2 separate regions of the Homo sapiens genome follow, and region 1 is linked to region 2. Evidence: chromatin loops called from intact Hi-C (ENCODE). Cell type or tissue: PC-9. All regions are shown on one strand.

What was found. Peaks named below come from ENCODE experiments on the same cell type or tissue, not always from the same donor. Only the 100,000 strongest peaks of a DNase experiment are listed, where the experiment ranks them.
Region 1: it touches region 2 in a loop (3-fold over the local background); 3 of 110 quality-filtered maps call a loop at or near these places.

What each region holds. Positions count from the first base shown.
Region 1 is chr3:13,106,836-13,114,835 of GRCh38, forward strand. It overlaps a transcript of IQSEC1 not described here. Among named protein-coding and RNA genes, the nearest start is that of IQSEC1, 37 kb to the left of the region's middle. RefSeq lists an enhancer at 3,798-4,137. In PC-9, a CTCF peak has its summit at 1,151; DNase peaks (open chromatin) are centred at 4,006, 4,706, 5,506 and 6,126; H3K4me3 peaks cover 1,715 bases; H3K27ac peaks cover 5,356 bases.
Region 2 is chr3:13,280,333-13,288,332 of GRCh38, forward strand. It overlaps a transcript of IQSEC1 not described here. Among named protein-coding and RNA genes, the nearest start is that of NUP210, 140 kb to the right of the region's middle. In PC-9, CTCF peaks have their summits at 3,195 and 3,399 (motif pointing right); a DNase peak (open chromatin) is centred at 1,409; H3K4me3 peaks cover 2,380 bases.

The DNA of each region.
Region 1 (8,000 bases), 170 kb before region 2:
GACCTTAAAATCGTTAACATACATTTTTCTATCCAAAATACATCATTTTAAGACTGTTTGAGAAGAGACACCACATGCCAGCTCCACGGCCCATTAAAGTTAACCAACTGTGCAGATTTTGTGGGAATGATGAAAATAGTAAAAGACTTGGGTGGTTTTCTAGAATGGCTTAAATCATCATGAAATGCCAAGGAAAAGTAACAGTGAACTTGTGAGACACCACAAAGCTGGCAGAACCCTGGCCGTATCTCATGGCCCGTGTCCTTTTTGATGTGGAGAAGGCACAGAGTGGCTCTGGTGACCACCAGGGACAGAAACCTGGGGGCCTCCATCCACTCCCGAGAGATGTCTATAGACTGTAGGATCTGCACAAGAGGTATTCCTGAAACCAGAAGACCCATGCACAGATGGTCAGGGCAGAGGCTAGAGAAAAACAAAGCCCTTTCCTACTTACAAGCTTTGAGGTCTAGATCCTCTATAAATTATTCAGGCAAGTTAAGGCAGCGGCCATTGCCAACAGGACCATGCCCCCTGCGGTTGCTATAGTTAATTAAGTGCCTACTATACAGCACGCAGTGTTAGATGCTTCCGAGATGTTTAATCTTTCCAGTACCAGTTCTGGCAAGTGTCATCTCCATATTACACATGGAGAAACAGGCTCAGAGCGGTTAAGTCACTTGCCCAAGGCCACAGAGCTGGTAAGTGGCAGATTTCAGATTTCAACCAAGGCTGGTTTCATCATACACATTCCAAGAAGAGGCTTTGCTCAGCACCAAGTTGGAACCCAAAATACAACAACAGGTATAATTTCTACTGGCATCATGGTGGTCTATAACCTCTTCCCAGTGGGCCCCATTTCCCTAGGCCCGAGACCCTGGTGGGGACCACTCAATTGACCAGCAGAATCCCGCCCCTGGGCCGCTGGGTCTCATGATCCAGTTAAGCCCCAGTGGGCACAGACACGGTGATGCGGTCCTTGCTTCAAAATCAGGCCAGCCATACATGTCCGGAACGCCCAGCGGCCTGCTCCCTCCCCAGGGCACTTGCTGAGCTCATGCCTGCTGCACACCAGCCTGGCCAGCCATGGCCTGAGTGAGCTCCGGACTCCAGCCCAGAGGGCGCCGGGGAGCAGCCCCGCATGCTGCCACTCGTATCTTATGGCTATTTACACCTAGCAAACAAAAAAATTATAAAAAAGCATAAAGGAAAAAAAAGAATCACTCATAACCCCACCGCCTGGAACCCACCAGTCTACCTTTCTGCGAATTTCCCCAGGGGATTGTTTTTCCGTAATTGATGTCCACGCTATAGAGTTTTTAGCTTTGCCTTCCACTTTGTTCACTGACCATTATTTCACAAACATTCTTTCCCCTCATTTTTTAAAACCCTAATTTCTAACAACGCCCTTATACCCACACATGTGGCTGTAATATAAATCATGACATGGAATCCCTAAGTTTTGTTATTGCTAACATTTTGTGATCATAAAGCAGTGTGGTGAGGCATTTTCTTATTTTTATCTAGTGGATTTCCTTCAGGAACATTTCAAGAAGCAGAATTATGGGTGGAAACATGTGGCCATTTTTGGGGCTCTCAGTGCAAGCGCCTGCACTGCCTTCCAGACACCACGTCCCATTTGTATCTCCACCAGCGGCAATGGGCATGCACATTCTATTTTTTTTTTTAGCCACATAGCACTCATGTTTCCTCTTGCCAAGATTCTCCTTTTGACGAAACACCCCCCTACATTGTGAGCTAGACTTGGTGGGCAAGTCAGCCAAGGCCCTGGGTGGACAAACTCATCCCTCTGAGTTTGGAATCCTGAGCTGAGTGGCTCCAGGGTAGAAAACCCAGCAGCAACCTCATTGCTCCTGTGTGTTTGCCATTTGGGTCTGCTTAGCATGGACAAAACTTAAAAACACATCAGTGAATCAAAAAGGGTAAGTCGCAACCAGATAAGCATCATCTGAGAGAATGTGTGTAAATCTCACAAATAAAACAGAAGCCTGTGGATCACACAGCCCCTCTGCTGGAGATGGGGTAGGGGGACCTGCAGGTCATGGCCCCCGAGTGAAACGTCTTGAAGGCAAATGCGGTAAACAGTGGACAGGACATCAGTCAGAGACAGTGTGGCCTCTACAAGTTCAGGCATCACATGGTCAATGCGTCCTGGGGCCTGGCCATGGATGCATGCGTCCAAACAGCTCCCAGAGGCAGCTCCAGTGGCCTCCAACCACCAACATGGAAGGGGATGGCCAGAGCGTGGGCAGAATGACTCTCACTGGGGAATCGCGGGGTGGTGTACAGGCATTACCGAGGGACTGGCATGCGCAATGCTGCATGGTGAAGGTGGAGGCTGTGACATAAGGACGGTCCACCTGGGGGAGGGTGGGGAAGCTATGAGCAGCCGAGGCCCCCCTCCTCCCTCCCATTCTCCCACCACTCTTTTTTCTTCTTCTTTTTCTTTCTTAAAAGAAGAGAGATGAAGGAAATAAGGTGAAATACAAATACCAGCCAATCTGGGTGGTGAGTGTGTGGATAGACAGAGCCCTCGATCAGGTAACCTGAGCTCATATCCAAGCTCTGCCACTCCCCGGGTCCAAAACTGCTTAAAGAAACTGCACCTGCCCCCAGAGGCTGTGATATTTGTCCCCACCCAAATCTCATGTTGAAATGTCATCCCCAATGCTGGAGGTGGGGCCTGCTGGGTGGTGTTTGGGTCATACGGGTGGATCCCTCATGCTTGATGCTGTCTTCCTGATAGTGAGTTCTGGCAAGATCCGGTCATTTAGAGGTGTGTGACCCTCCTCTCTCTCTCCTGCTCCCCTCTCCTCCCCTGCCCTTTCTCTTCCTTCACCTTCCACCATGAGTGGAAGCTCCCTGAGGCCTCCCTAGAAGCTGAGCAGATGCCACCATGCTTCCCGTATAGCCTGCAGAACCATGAGCTGATTAAACCTTTTTTTTTTTTTAAATAAATTACCCAGTCTCAGGAATTTCTTTATAGCGGTGCAAGAATGGCCTAATACAGGCTGTTACAAGGGATAAATTCTTTTTTTTTTTTTTTTTTGAGACGGAGTCTAGCTGTCGCTCAGGCTTGAGTGCAGTGGCGTGATCTCGGCTCACTGTAACCTCCACCTCCCAGGTTCAAGCGATTCTCCTGCCTCAGCCTCCCCAGTAGCTGAGATTACAGATGGGCACCACCACACCCGGCTAGTTTTTGTATTTTTAGTAGAGAGAAGGTTTCCCATGTTGGCCAGGCTGGTCTCGAACTCCTGACCTCAGGCAATCTGCCTGCCTTGGCCCCCCAAAGTGCTGGGATTACAGGCGTGAGCCACGGTACCCGGCTGGATTAAATTCGTTTTTGTTTATGAAGTGCTTAGAATGGTGCCGGGCATATAGGAGGTGTTATAGCAGTATTAGGCTATCATTTTTATTTTCCGTAGGCCTGAAACATTTTGTAGTTAAAGAAACCCGGCCGGGCGCGGTGGCTCACACCTGAAATCCCAGCACTTTGGGAGGCCAAGGCGGGAGGATCACGAGGTCAGGAGATCGAGACCACCTTAGCCAACATGGTGAAATCCCGTCTCTACTAAAAATACAAAGATTAGCTAGGCGTGGTGGTGCATGCCTGTAATCCCAACTACTTGGGAGGCTGAGGCAGGAGAATCGTTTGAACCCGGGAGGCCGAGGTTGCAGCGAGCCGAGATCGCGCCATTGCACTCCAGCCTGGCAACAGAGCGAGACTTCGTTTCAACCAAACTGTCCTGACTCTGTCTTCCACAGGCCTGATTCTGCACACCCACCACACCCCTTACCACCTGAGCCTGACATCTCACTCTGGCCTTCTTGAACACAAAAGCCCTGCCTGCTACCTTGGGGACACAGGGGCTTTCCAGGCTGCTGAGCATCTGCAAGAGCCAGCTTCCCCAGCCTCAGCCGCCTGAGATTTATGCTCTGCACTTCCTGTCACGGGTGTGGAGATTTACACTGGGTGAGTCGGGACACCAATTAAAGGGCCGAAGTAAATGAACCCTGTCTTAAAGAGCTTACCCAGGAAACAGACAGCCAGCTCAGCAGTAAACAATGACGATGCCTGGGGGGAATTACCGCACCAGCTGTCACCCCCATAAGAAAAAACAGGGTGGTTGGAGGAGCATGAAGATGAGAGTTCAGAAAGTGGGTGAGAAACTAAGAGGAACGGCCAGGGCCCCTGCCACCCAGCAAAGTGCGCCAGAGAGTGCTCATGCCCACTGCCCCAGCACAGCTCCTGCCCTGCAGAGGCTGGAGAGCAAAACACTGCATTTCCCAGGTACCATACAGCTGAGTCTGGGAGGAGAGTTCTGTCCTGACTTACGTTTTCTGATCCTCAGCCCACCTCCCCAGTGTGCCCAGGGCTCACCACACCCCACTAGCTTGGCTCCTTCCTGCTTCTCATTAGAGAGAGCTGTAATGCCTAAGTGAGGTGAGGCTACTGCTCTGCTACCTTGGCAGCCTCGTGGGTGGTGAGGGGCTGCTGGTGGCTTTCTCATCCTTAGACTGACAGCCTCCTGACCCCACCTTCCTGATGGGGCCGAGGCTGCAGCTCGCTGGCCAGGCCAGTTCTGCAGGGCTATTCTGGGATTGTTCCTGGAGGCCCTCCAAGAGTCTGTACCTGCAAACTTCCCACTGCGGGTAAGCACCTGACCCCTGGGCTAAACTCCTTCTAATTGAGAGCTGAGTGTTAGGGACTGAATGTTTGTGTTCCTTTAGAATTCATATGCTGAAGCCCTAACCCCCAATGTGACAGTATTTGGGGGTGGGGCCTTTGGGAGGTGATTACGCTGAGATGAGGTCATGGGAGTAGAGTCCCCATGATGATATCAGTGTCCTCATAAGAAGAAAAAGAGGCATCAAACTTCCCTCTCTCTGCCATGTGAGGACACAGCGAGAAGGCAGCCGTCTGTGAACCAGGAAAAAGGCACTCGCCAGGAACCCAATCCACCAGCAACCTGACCTTGATCTTGGACTTTCAGCCTCCAGAACTGAGAAATATATTCCCGTAGTTTAAGCCCCCACAAGTCTCCAGTAGATTATTATAGGACTCCCAGCAGACTAATACACTGGGTGATTTTGTTTTCTACAGCATCCCCTGCCATTGCCCTGGACAGCCCTCCCATCTCCTCTCCTTGCCCCAGCCCCTGCACCCTCATTGCTGTTCCCTGCACTTGCCCGCTTTGCACACGCTGTTCCCCTGGTGGGCTGCCCTGCCTTCCATCTCCCAGCTGGACTCCTACTCAGCCTCCAAGGCACCTGAACTGTCACCTCCCCTGGAGCCATTCCTGACATCTGTAACCCTAATGCAAACACACAGAGGGAGTTAGCGGCTTCCTCCTGGCCCCTGCTCTAAGTTCAACATTCACCACGGCAGGTGCCTGGAAGGACTCCCATGCTGGAGCTCTGCAGTGGACAGGGCAGCAAGCGCGGAGGTCACTAGCCAGCCCAGCCAAACCAGCTGGGTGACCTTGGGCAATTCCCCGACCTCTCCCTCTGAAAAGGGAGGCAAGACTGGTAACACCTGCCAACAGTCCGGAAGAGTCCCCGGCACATGTGCAGTGCTGCATGGGAGGTGGCGCTCACTCTCAGTGAGAGGGACTGACAACCAATCAACAAAGAGACGTCCGGAAAAAGCTCTGCCCAGCCCTGAGAGCCAGGAAGAGGACAGTCTGTCTAGGGTGGTCAGGGAGGGCTTCCCAGGGAGGGCACTGCGTGCTGGCCCCCAGGCACCTCTGAGCACCTGCCATGGTGGATGCGGCAGGAGCCTCGCACAGACAGTGGGCCAGGTGGTCCCGCAGCAGAGTGTGGGCTGCAGGGCCAGGGAGCTGCCTGCTGGCCTGCAGCTTTGGGTACGGGGGCGAGCAGGCCCACCTGCCCCTATGCCCCTCCCCTGACCTGGCCACACAGGCCTGACCACAGGGCCCAGGTGACACACGGAGGAGGAAGCCTGAATGACTCTGGAGGCTCCCACGAGTGGAAGCCACCACTGAGGTTCACGTCGTCACTGAGGCCAGGCCAGGGAGAGCCTGGTGAGACATGAGACAATGCTGTCACATGAATCAGTTCTGAATGTGCCAAATTTCATTCTGCTGTGATTAAAAAGCGGCTGGCGCATCATAAACTCACTGTGAGCATCAGTCACCGGGTCGCAAGCAGACACGCCTAGAGCTGCTCTGGGAGCTGCTGCTCTTTCCAGGCTCCTGCTGCATGCCTGGTGTGGCAGGTGTGGGCTGCCACTAGCTGCCTTACAGTGAGGAGACAGAAGCCCAGAGAGGGCAAGTAATCAGCTGAGGTCACACAGCTTGGGGGAAGCAGAGAGAGGGATGTGAATCTTGGTCGGCTGCCCCTTTGCCTTGGTCTGGGGGAGGCAAAAAAAAGTGCTAGTCAGGAAGGGCTGATTGATGCTGAAGCTGGGGACCAGGGTGGGTTCAATATGGAAGAGGCAGCAGGTAAACACATAGGCCCTGAGGCCAATCTGCTCACCCCTTACTGCTGTGTGATATTGGCCAGCCCCTTGACCTCTCTGGGCCTCAGCCTGTGCATCTGTGAAGTGGGGATGACGCTTGCCCACCCAGGGTGCTGTGTGAAGATGAGGGAAGTTGCAGCAGTGCAGCACCTAGAGGAGAGCTTGGCACACAGCAAGAAGCCTGCACCTGCCGCCCCTCAGGACTGTTTCCTGGGGTGGGCACTGCCCTGGGCATAGGGAGGTGGGGCGCGGAGAGAAGACGAGGCCTCCACCCTCTGGGAGGGGAGGAGAAGTGCATGCGGCGGTGGGAATGTGAGGCAGTGGTGATGGTGTGAGGGGCCAAGAGCCTCCTACACTGTCGAGAACGGTCACCAGGGCAGCCCCCAGCGTGGGCCGCATGGCAGGGGCTACTCAAACGACAGGAGTGTGCCCGCACTCTGGCCAGGCCATCCCGTCTTGGTGGCTACAACACGGAACTGTTCACACGTGTGCCTAGCTGTTGGTGAAAGCGAAACAGTGGAAGCACCCCGATGGCCATCCATGGCGGACTGGCTAAAATGTGCTACAGTGCCTTTGCTAAGTTGCAGGTCACCAAATGACTCATGTCAAAACGTGCTGGGAGCACAGAGCCAACTGCAGAAGTCTCCACATACGATGAGACTCTGTTCACGAGAAAAGAAAGCTTACATGGGATACAGTAGGCTTAGCGTGTGCACACACTGTTGATGCAAATGCACAGAAGATTCTGGAAGGAAATGCTCCAGACATGACAGCAGACACCTGTGCTGAGGGGCCAGGCTGGGCCAGAAGTGACTTCAGCCTCATTTTGGCTTGAATGAGTCTGAAGGAGAACCCACGCATGTGCTGCTGATTACACCTGCAGGATGCGGGTGGGGATACAGAATTGGTGGTGTTTTTCTCGGGTGTGGCTCTCTAGGACAGTGTCCCTGTTCTCAGGGGATATATGCCCAAGAATTACAGGTGGGGTGTCACGGCACTCATGGCCTGCAGGTGGGCAAAAGGGGGACACAGGTGAATGTTCCCACAGGGAGAGAAGGACTGGCCACAGAAGATGTTAACAGGTGGGGGACCCAGGAAAAGTCTGTATAGGTATTTATTGTGTTGTTATTTCAAATTTTCCCTGGGTCTGACATTTTTTAAAATAAAAAAATATATGCCAGGTGCAGTGGCTCATGCCTGTAATCCCAACAATTTGGGAGGCAGAGGCAGGTGGATCACCTGAGGCCAGGAGTTCAATATCGGCCTGGGCAACATGGTGAAACCCTGTCTCTACTAAAAATACAAAAAATTAGCCTGGCATGGTGGTGGGTGCCCGTAATCCCAGCTACTCAGGAGGCTGAGGCAGGAGAATCACTTGAACACAGAAAGTGGAGGTCGCAGTGGACCAAGATCACGTCACTGCACTCCAGCCTGGGTGACAGAGTGAGACATCGTCTCAAAAAAAAAAAAAAAAAAGAATTACAAATATGTGACCTTGGAA
Region 2 (8,000 bases):
TGGTTATCCCATGTTCCTTAGGCATAAATCACCTTGCTCTGCAGATGGGCAGTGGGATACATCCAATCCATGGTTTGCTGAGCAGCCCCGGGGGGGCCCAGAACCCCACGCATGTGAGCAGGCCATGTGATGCCCCCGTCCCTGTGAGTCTCCTGTGAGGGGAGGAGACTCCAGCATTCTCCTTCCCAAAAGACTAGGGAGTGAATCAGATGCACAAAAATGGGTCCGGCTGCTCCATCTTGAAGGGAACCCACCCACAGCTCCTGCTCACACCAAGACTCCCCACAGCCTCACTGCTCACCCTGGGGTCCGGGCCCAGCAGCAGCGGGTGTCCTAGGAGCTGGCTAGAGATGCAGACTCCAGCCCACCCCAGACCCACTGGCTCAGCATCTGCATTGTAGCAAGATTCCCAGACTCCTGGTGTACACATTCAAGTTTGGAAGCTGTGCTTGACCTAGACCGTGGGCTGAGGACTGTGCTGCCACTCTGCTTTCCCTAAAGGCAATGCTCTCCCTCACAGGCCTTGGCTGTGTCTCCACTAAGGGGAAGCCAGGTGGACACAGAACCAGGGACTTCTGAAACAAAATCCCAGCCTTCCCATCCCGGCTTCCCGGCCAAGGCGGCTGCCTGGATGCAACCCAGGGGGATGCCCCACGGAAGGACGACGTGCTCCCTCTCAGCATCCTCCTGTCCCCTGCGTGGTCACCAGGGGTGACGCTGAAGGGAAAAAGGAAGCCATTCCCCAGGGTGGTGTTGTGAGGCATGTGCTGACCAACGTGTCACTGCTTCCCATGAAAGCAGGGACTTGGGACCTGCCCTGGTGCCGCCTCCCCAAGCTGCTGAGGACTTTCCTTGGGCAGCCCCAGCTTCTCTTTTGGTCCTGGTGTGGGAGAAAGGGCCCGGGCCCCTGTGAGACCAGCTCCGGGAGACCCACAGCTGCTGTGGCAGGACTGAAGAGTGAAGGGAGTCTCAGAGACTCCGGAGGGCCAGGAGTGGGGCCCAGACAGGCAGTGGGCGGGGTCTCTGCTTCCTCCCAGTGACACCAGTTAGGAGCTATACACACGTCCCGCTCCTCCTTCTCCATTCACAGAGAGCAAGAGCCTGACACCCACGCCTGCCACGCACAGAGCCATGTATGTGTTCACCCACAGCCCGACCCCATCCTCACAATGCTCCTCCTCCAAAGAGCCCCCCAGCCCCACCCGCACCGCCCAGAGCCAGCACACCCTCCAGGCAGGGCAGCAGACAGGGCCTGTCCCATGGCCACAGTCGCTGCAGCCCCCCTGGGGTGGGAAACTCGGGTTTCCATGACAGTACTGGGACTCCTGGGAATCAGGAACCACCCCACCTTCTGGGGCCACAGCTAACTCCTCCCCCATTTCCACCCTGGAAGGGCCGCCCAGCAGGAAGACTGTCCTGAAGCCCTGACCACGGCCACTCCCCCAACCACACAGTGATTTCTAGTCTTCCCCAGGCCAAGCCATAGTGGGCCCCGGGTGATCCCGAAGACAGAGAGGCAGAGGGGCAGGCAGAGGGCACAGAGCAGCAGAAACCCCGCCCCAGAGACACCGAAGCCTCCCAGCCCCCTTGTCCTGCCCCAGATGGGCGCCCGAAGGTCCACACGGTGAGGCTGCTCCGGGTTTCGACACCGACACTCATGGGAGGCAAACGGGAACCCGGCTGGCGGGCTGCGAGCCGGTAGGGACGCTGGGGTCCAGGGCTGCTGGACAGCCCCGCCCTGTACCTCTCCCCATCCCTCACTTAATCCTGGGTCCGAAATAGCCCCGGGTAATCCCAGGGCGAGGCAGTCGGGAATTAACCCCAGCCTTGAAGTAAGAGACAGAGGCGTCCACAGAAGAGGGCTCTGCGCGTCCCGGACTGGACACAGCGCAGAGTCCATTCCAGGGACACCGCAACCCGCAAGCGACCCAGGCCCGCTCCAGGGCGGGATCCGCGCGGCCCGCGACCCCTCCCTACCGGTCTCGGGATCTCTGGGTCGGAAGTTCTCGCCCTGCTGCTCCGAGACCTAGGTCCGCTCCCCGGACAGACCTCCGCCCGGCTCGTCCGAGCCCCGGGGGTCGCCAACCCTGAGTCCGCGCCGCAGCGCAGAGCCAGGCCGGCGGGAGCGCTGAGCAGCTCCCTGGAGCCCTTTTCCAGGGAACCCAGTCCCCACCCGAGATCGAGCTCCGGATCTGGGCGGCGACCCCGCCAGAGAATCCCAGGGAGCCCCTGGGGGTCTGGCGGCGGGTGTGGGCGCTCCCGGGCCGGCCACGCGCCCTCCCGCACCCGCCCACCTCCCCGCCAAGCCCCGAGGGAAGCCGCGGACCCCAAGAAGTTCCCACGTCCCCGACACGCCCGCCGCCCCGGGCCCCGCTTACTTGTCGCGGCGGCCGCCGAGCTCCGGGATGGCGCCGAGCGGCTGCGGGCCGGGGCCGGGGCCCGGGTCGGGGCGGCGGGCGCACGCGGCCAGGTGTCGCCGGTGTCGCTCCAGCAGGCCGGCGTTCTCCCGGCTCAGCCGCGCCACTTGGCGCTCCAGCTCCTCGATGCGCCGTCGCCGGCGCGCCAGCAGCTCCTGCTGCGCGGCGACGATCCGGGTCAGCTCCTGCAGGTACTCGGCCGCCTGGCCGGGGGGCTCGGCGGCGCTGGCCATGGCCCCCCGCCCGGAGGCCGGCCGCGCCTCAGGCGAGCGGGCGGCGGGGCGGCGGCGGCGCGGCCATGGCTGCGCGGCGGGGACGGCGGCTCGGCGCGGCGCGGGGCTGCCGCGGCCCCGCCTCGGCTCCCGCCTCCGCCGGCGCCGCCCCCGGGGCCCCCGCGCCTCCTGCTCCCCGCGCCGCCGCGCTCCGCCGCCCGCTGCCCCGCGGACGCGCCGGGGCGGCAGGGCGCGGAGCTGCGGCCGCAGCGGGCAGGCGAGGAGTTTTGCAAAGTGCCGGCCGCGGCGCGGGAAGAGGGCGGGGAGGGCGCCGCCTGCTGGGACCGCCCCTGGGTCCCGCGCCCCCGCACCAGGCGTCGGGGGACAGCTCCATCCTTCTCCGGCCGCCTCGGGCGCCTTAAATCGGAAGCGATTCCGTGAAATACATCTCGAATCCATCAGCGGACGATTTTAGGAAAAGTGTAAATAAAAAATCAACACACTCACGAGAACATTGGCATTTCTTATTGATCTGAGTCTACCAAAACACTGGGTATGGGCAGGGTGCGGAGGCTCACGCCTCTAATCCCAGCACTTTGGGAGGCCGAGGCAGGAGGATCGCTTGAGCCCAGGAGTTTGAAACCAGCCTGGGCAAAAGAGCGAGACCCTGGCTCTACAAAAATACCAATAAAATAATAAAATAAAACACTGGGAATGTTTTGTACTTGTAGAAGCAAGACGTTTCCCCGGCCGTCCCTTCCCAGTTGCAACCAGAAGGTGGCCCTGAAGCCTCCATGGTTCTATTTGCTGAGCTGCCAAGGCTCAGGGGCCCAACCCACCACTCACACTTGCGGTGGGGAACTGATAATCTGTGGAGGGAAGCCCCGCCTCTGCTCGGCGTTGAGATCTGCAGCAATTTGTTTTACCCCTTGGAGCCTACCTTTCCTCAGCCAAAATATTTTCCATTTGTTGATTATTTTCTTAATCTTTGTAATTTTCATACCCCAAGTTTCTTTGGGGCTAAACTCACTTTTCTATCTCCTTGACTTGAGCTGGCTTATTTCTACAGTTCCATTTTCTAGCAAATGCATTTAAGGCTATAAATTTACCTCTGGGTAAAGCTTTAGCTACATCTCATATATTTTTAAAGCTGTTATTTACATGCGGGTGGCATTGCCTTTGTTACACCAGCTTCACTGACACTTGGTGTTCCATATTTATGTTTGTTGCTATCCCTCCATCCCCAGGAGAGGAGGAGACTGCATAGAGAGACCTCAGACCCTCCAGGGTCCTCAGGCCTCCTTCGGTGTCCCACCTTGGCTGTCCCACGGGCAGGGCCCAGAATGGTAGTGGGGCCATGTAGTGGAAGCCTCAAGTTCCCCAAGGACTGTTATACGAGGATGAGATCATACACACACCACCCTAAATGAAAGCTCAACACAACTTTAAAATTGTCCCTCATTTCTAAGACACGTCCTGTTCTCAAGATTAATGTTATCTTTATAAATCTTATCATCACCTTTTGAAGAACACCATCAGATACCATCCTATTTGTACATGTACAAATCATTGATCATTTTGGTTTATAAATTGAAAATATACCAACATCTTTGCCACTCTAATCTAATATCTCCTCATTTGATAATACCTGAGGAGCTTCCCAAAAAGGGATCCGTGTAGCCCAGGCTTCTCATGACCTTATGGGAGGCCTGACCCTGCAGTTGCGCACGGGTCTCTGCCAGTGTTTGGGGCTGGAGGGAAGGTAACTCTAAACCCTGGTGCCTGTCAGTGAGGATCATGGCTGATGGACAGAGCTGCAGGGGTTGGGGAAGGAGCAGCCAGGCTCCCTTTCTATGCTCAATGCCCATGTGGAGCCCCCAGACACCCCTTCCAGCTGTTCCCGATTGAAGATGACCCCACATCTCCATCTCTGCACTACCTCCTTGCTCCCTGAGGCAGGTCACCTTGCCACTCAGCAGACAGAACACCCAATCTGTACCAGGCCCGGATGACACCAGACACCATAAGGGGAGGAGGCCTCAGCCCTGCCTTTCAGGAGCTTCCAGGCTTGGCCAGGGCAGAAGATGACAACAGGCCGACAAGGTGCTGTTCGAGCCTCCAGGCAGGAGCACTGCACCCGAGGCCTAGGCAGGGCCCTGTCCTCCTGGAATTGCCATTCCCCAGGCTCTGAGGCAAGCAGAGAGATCCTCAGGGCATAGGTGGTGAACAACAACAGTGGCCTTCCTGGCCCACTCCCTGCTCCTTCCGGCCAGGATCCCTGGACTCCTCTTTAGGCAGTAGGAGTGGGAGCAGGGAGCCCCTCGGGCCTGTCCTCTCCCTCTGCCTCACTCATCTGCCTTGCTTTCCATTCCTGGGACTCGGGGGTGTTCCAGCGACAGCCAGCTCCCCGGAGCTGGAGGTTATAGGGGAGTCTGCCACCAGCAATGGGGCCAAGTCCACCCTCCTTCCTGGCTCCCAAACGAGGGAGGAACAATGCCTGTCCCCACCAGAGAAGGGAGGCCTCTTCCTCAAAGAGCCTCAGCCAGCCACTCCTTTAGTAAATGTGGCCGAGCATCGACTGTGGCCAGGCTCTGGGCCCATGCTCTTTAAGAGTTCTCACATGGAGACAGAGAATGAGCAAGGGGGATGAGCAGGCACAGGCCAGGGCCATCCCACAGGGCCCCACATAAAAGCCCTGTGGCCTGGTCCTCCAGCCTCCCTGCTCTGACCCCCGCATGCAGTGAGTTAATTGGCTTCCCACCTGCTTCTGGACTGGACTCGGGGCTCTTGGGCACCCAGGGGTCTCTCCCAGTCTCACCACATGGCCCCGGACATAGGAACACTGATGAGCAGAGGGCAGATGAGACACAGAGGGACAGGGTGGATTGCTTTCACTCGGCTGGCAGCACCAAGACGTCAGAGCAGTTAAAGGCCGTCCAGTTCAGCTGCAGTCTCTCATCTAAATTCCCACGATGTGCAATAAAAGAATCAGAGCCTCTAGAGTCCTTGAAGCACCGTGTCATGGATGCTGTGGTTGCTGCCCAGATTCCCCCTTCAAGGTGAGGCCCTCGCCTCGCACCAGCTCAGCAAAGACCGTCTCAGGAAATTGCCCTGTGCTGATGGAATCTTCAAGGTTACATTCCCCTTCCCAGGGCAGCCCCCAACTAGTGACTGGTCCATGCAGGAGGACAACAGCCTGGCCCCCTTGCCTCAATTTGGGCAACTCTGCAGGGTCATCCTAGCTCCAGAGCTCCCGTGGGATTAGCCAAGCCTCTGTAGGATTCACACTGTGGCCCAGCCTCTCCCTCTGCCAATCCTGCCTCTTCTCTCCCTCGCTGGTGCTGGCCCCTGAGCTCTCCCCAAGAAACCTCCTGTGTGCAAACCTCCCTCTCAGAATGTTTCCCTGGGAGGTGACCCAGGACATTCTCCTTCCCTTCCCTTCCCTTCCTCTCCCATCTTGACACCAGTCCTTTGACCTCGTTAGGATTTATAGGATGTGCATGCTAGTCTGTAACTCTAGTTAAGGTCTCCCGGCTTTGTATACAGATACGTTCTGCCACCTGAAAAAACTGATAACCGGCATTTCCAATGTGATAAATTCGAGGCCAAGTAATTTAAATTCAATTGCAGAAAGGAAGATGTGAGTGTGCACTCCAAAAAAATAAAGGTTACAAAAATATGGAGGAGGAAACAGAGAAAGGGGAAGTATACTATGTAAAATCATTTGTGAATTTTCCTATTATTATTCACATCCAGCTTCTTGGTAAGATCATCAATCTTTTTAATATTGTCCTTTTTATAAGAAATTCATTTTTTTCCTTAAAAACCTTCCCCTGAGCACTCTCTGACTCACTATTATAATTTGGGCTGGCTACTTCCTGGGCCTGCTACACAGCTATTATCAGGGATTTCTTGGCATTACACTTCTGGATTGAGTCCACTCTTTCTTGGATCCTGTGTATTGTCTTTCTTGGGTTCATTTTCTACTTTGCAGAGTATATCCTCAGGCAATTCTGCCAGACACAGCCTATGGGTAGGTCTCTGAGTCCTTGTGTGTCTGAAAGTATTTACTTTGCCCTCAGATTTGATTGGTAGTTTGGCTGGGTATAGAATTCCGGGTTACAAATCAGTTTCCTCAGACCATGGAAAGGTTTGCTCCATTTTCCTCCATTACCTAGTGCCGCTGATGTCATTCTGATTCTTGTTCCTTTAGAGAAGAAATTCTCTTAAGAGGGTATTGTCCCTGGTCAGAACATTTGAAAATCTGGTGGGGGATGTTTTTGGTCATGAGAATGACTGACAATGCTCTGACATTCAATGGGCAGGGCCCTGACATACAGCACACAGGGAGTGTCATCCAATACAAACTATCCCACTCACATCACCAAAAAGCAAAGCAAAGCGGAAGGACTTACTCTATTAGATTTCAACACTTATTATAAAGCAAGAGTAATCAAAACAATGGGTACCAGTGTCAAGAGAGACACATAAATTGACAAACTAGAAGAGAGTCTCAAAGTAGACCCACACATATGTGGGCAATCAATTTTTGACAAAGATGCCAAAGCCACTCAATGAGTGAAAGGATAGTCTTTCAACAAGTGTTGCCTGAGAAAGCTGCTGGGATAATATGCAAAAGAATGAACCTCTGCCTCCATTTCAGAGTATCTACAAAACTAACTGGGACTAGATCACAGAACCCATGTAAGAGCTAAATAGGTACAACTTCTAGAAAAGCTCTTAATGGCCTTGAATTTGGCAAATATTTCTTAAATGTGACGCCAAAAGCATGAACTCTAAGTGAAGAAAAAATCAGCAAATTGGACTTCACTGCAATAAAAAAAAAAAAGCTTGGTCTTCAAAAGAAACTGTTAAGAAATGAAAAGGTAAGTCACAGTCTGGGAGGAAATATTTGCAAACTCGATATCCAGCAGAGGACTTGTGTGTAGAATATATAAAGAACTTTTACAACTCAATAAAAACAAGAAAAAACACCCAATTAAAAATGGGCATACGTTTTAAACAGACATTTCACCAAAGATATATAAATGCCAAATAAGCAAATTAAAAGAAGCTCAATATCATCAGTCATTAGGGAAATGCAAATTAAAACCCCAGGGATTTAGAGATGACACCAACAGCAAAGCAACAAAGGAAAAGGAGATAAACTGGGAAACAGCAACGTTGAAAGCTTCTACGCTTTGAAGGACTTCAGTAAAGAAAGTGACAGAAGAGAAAAAACCCACAGAAGAGAAAATGTTTGCTGTTCACATGTCTGATCAAAGACATGTATCTAGCATACATAAATAAATTTTACAACTCAATAATAAAAAAGGCAAATAACTCAACTTAAAAATGGGAAAGGATCTGA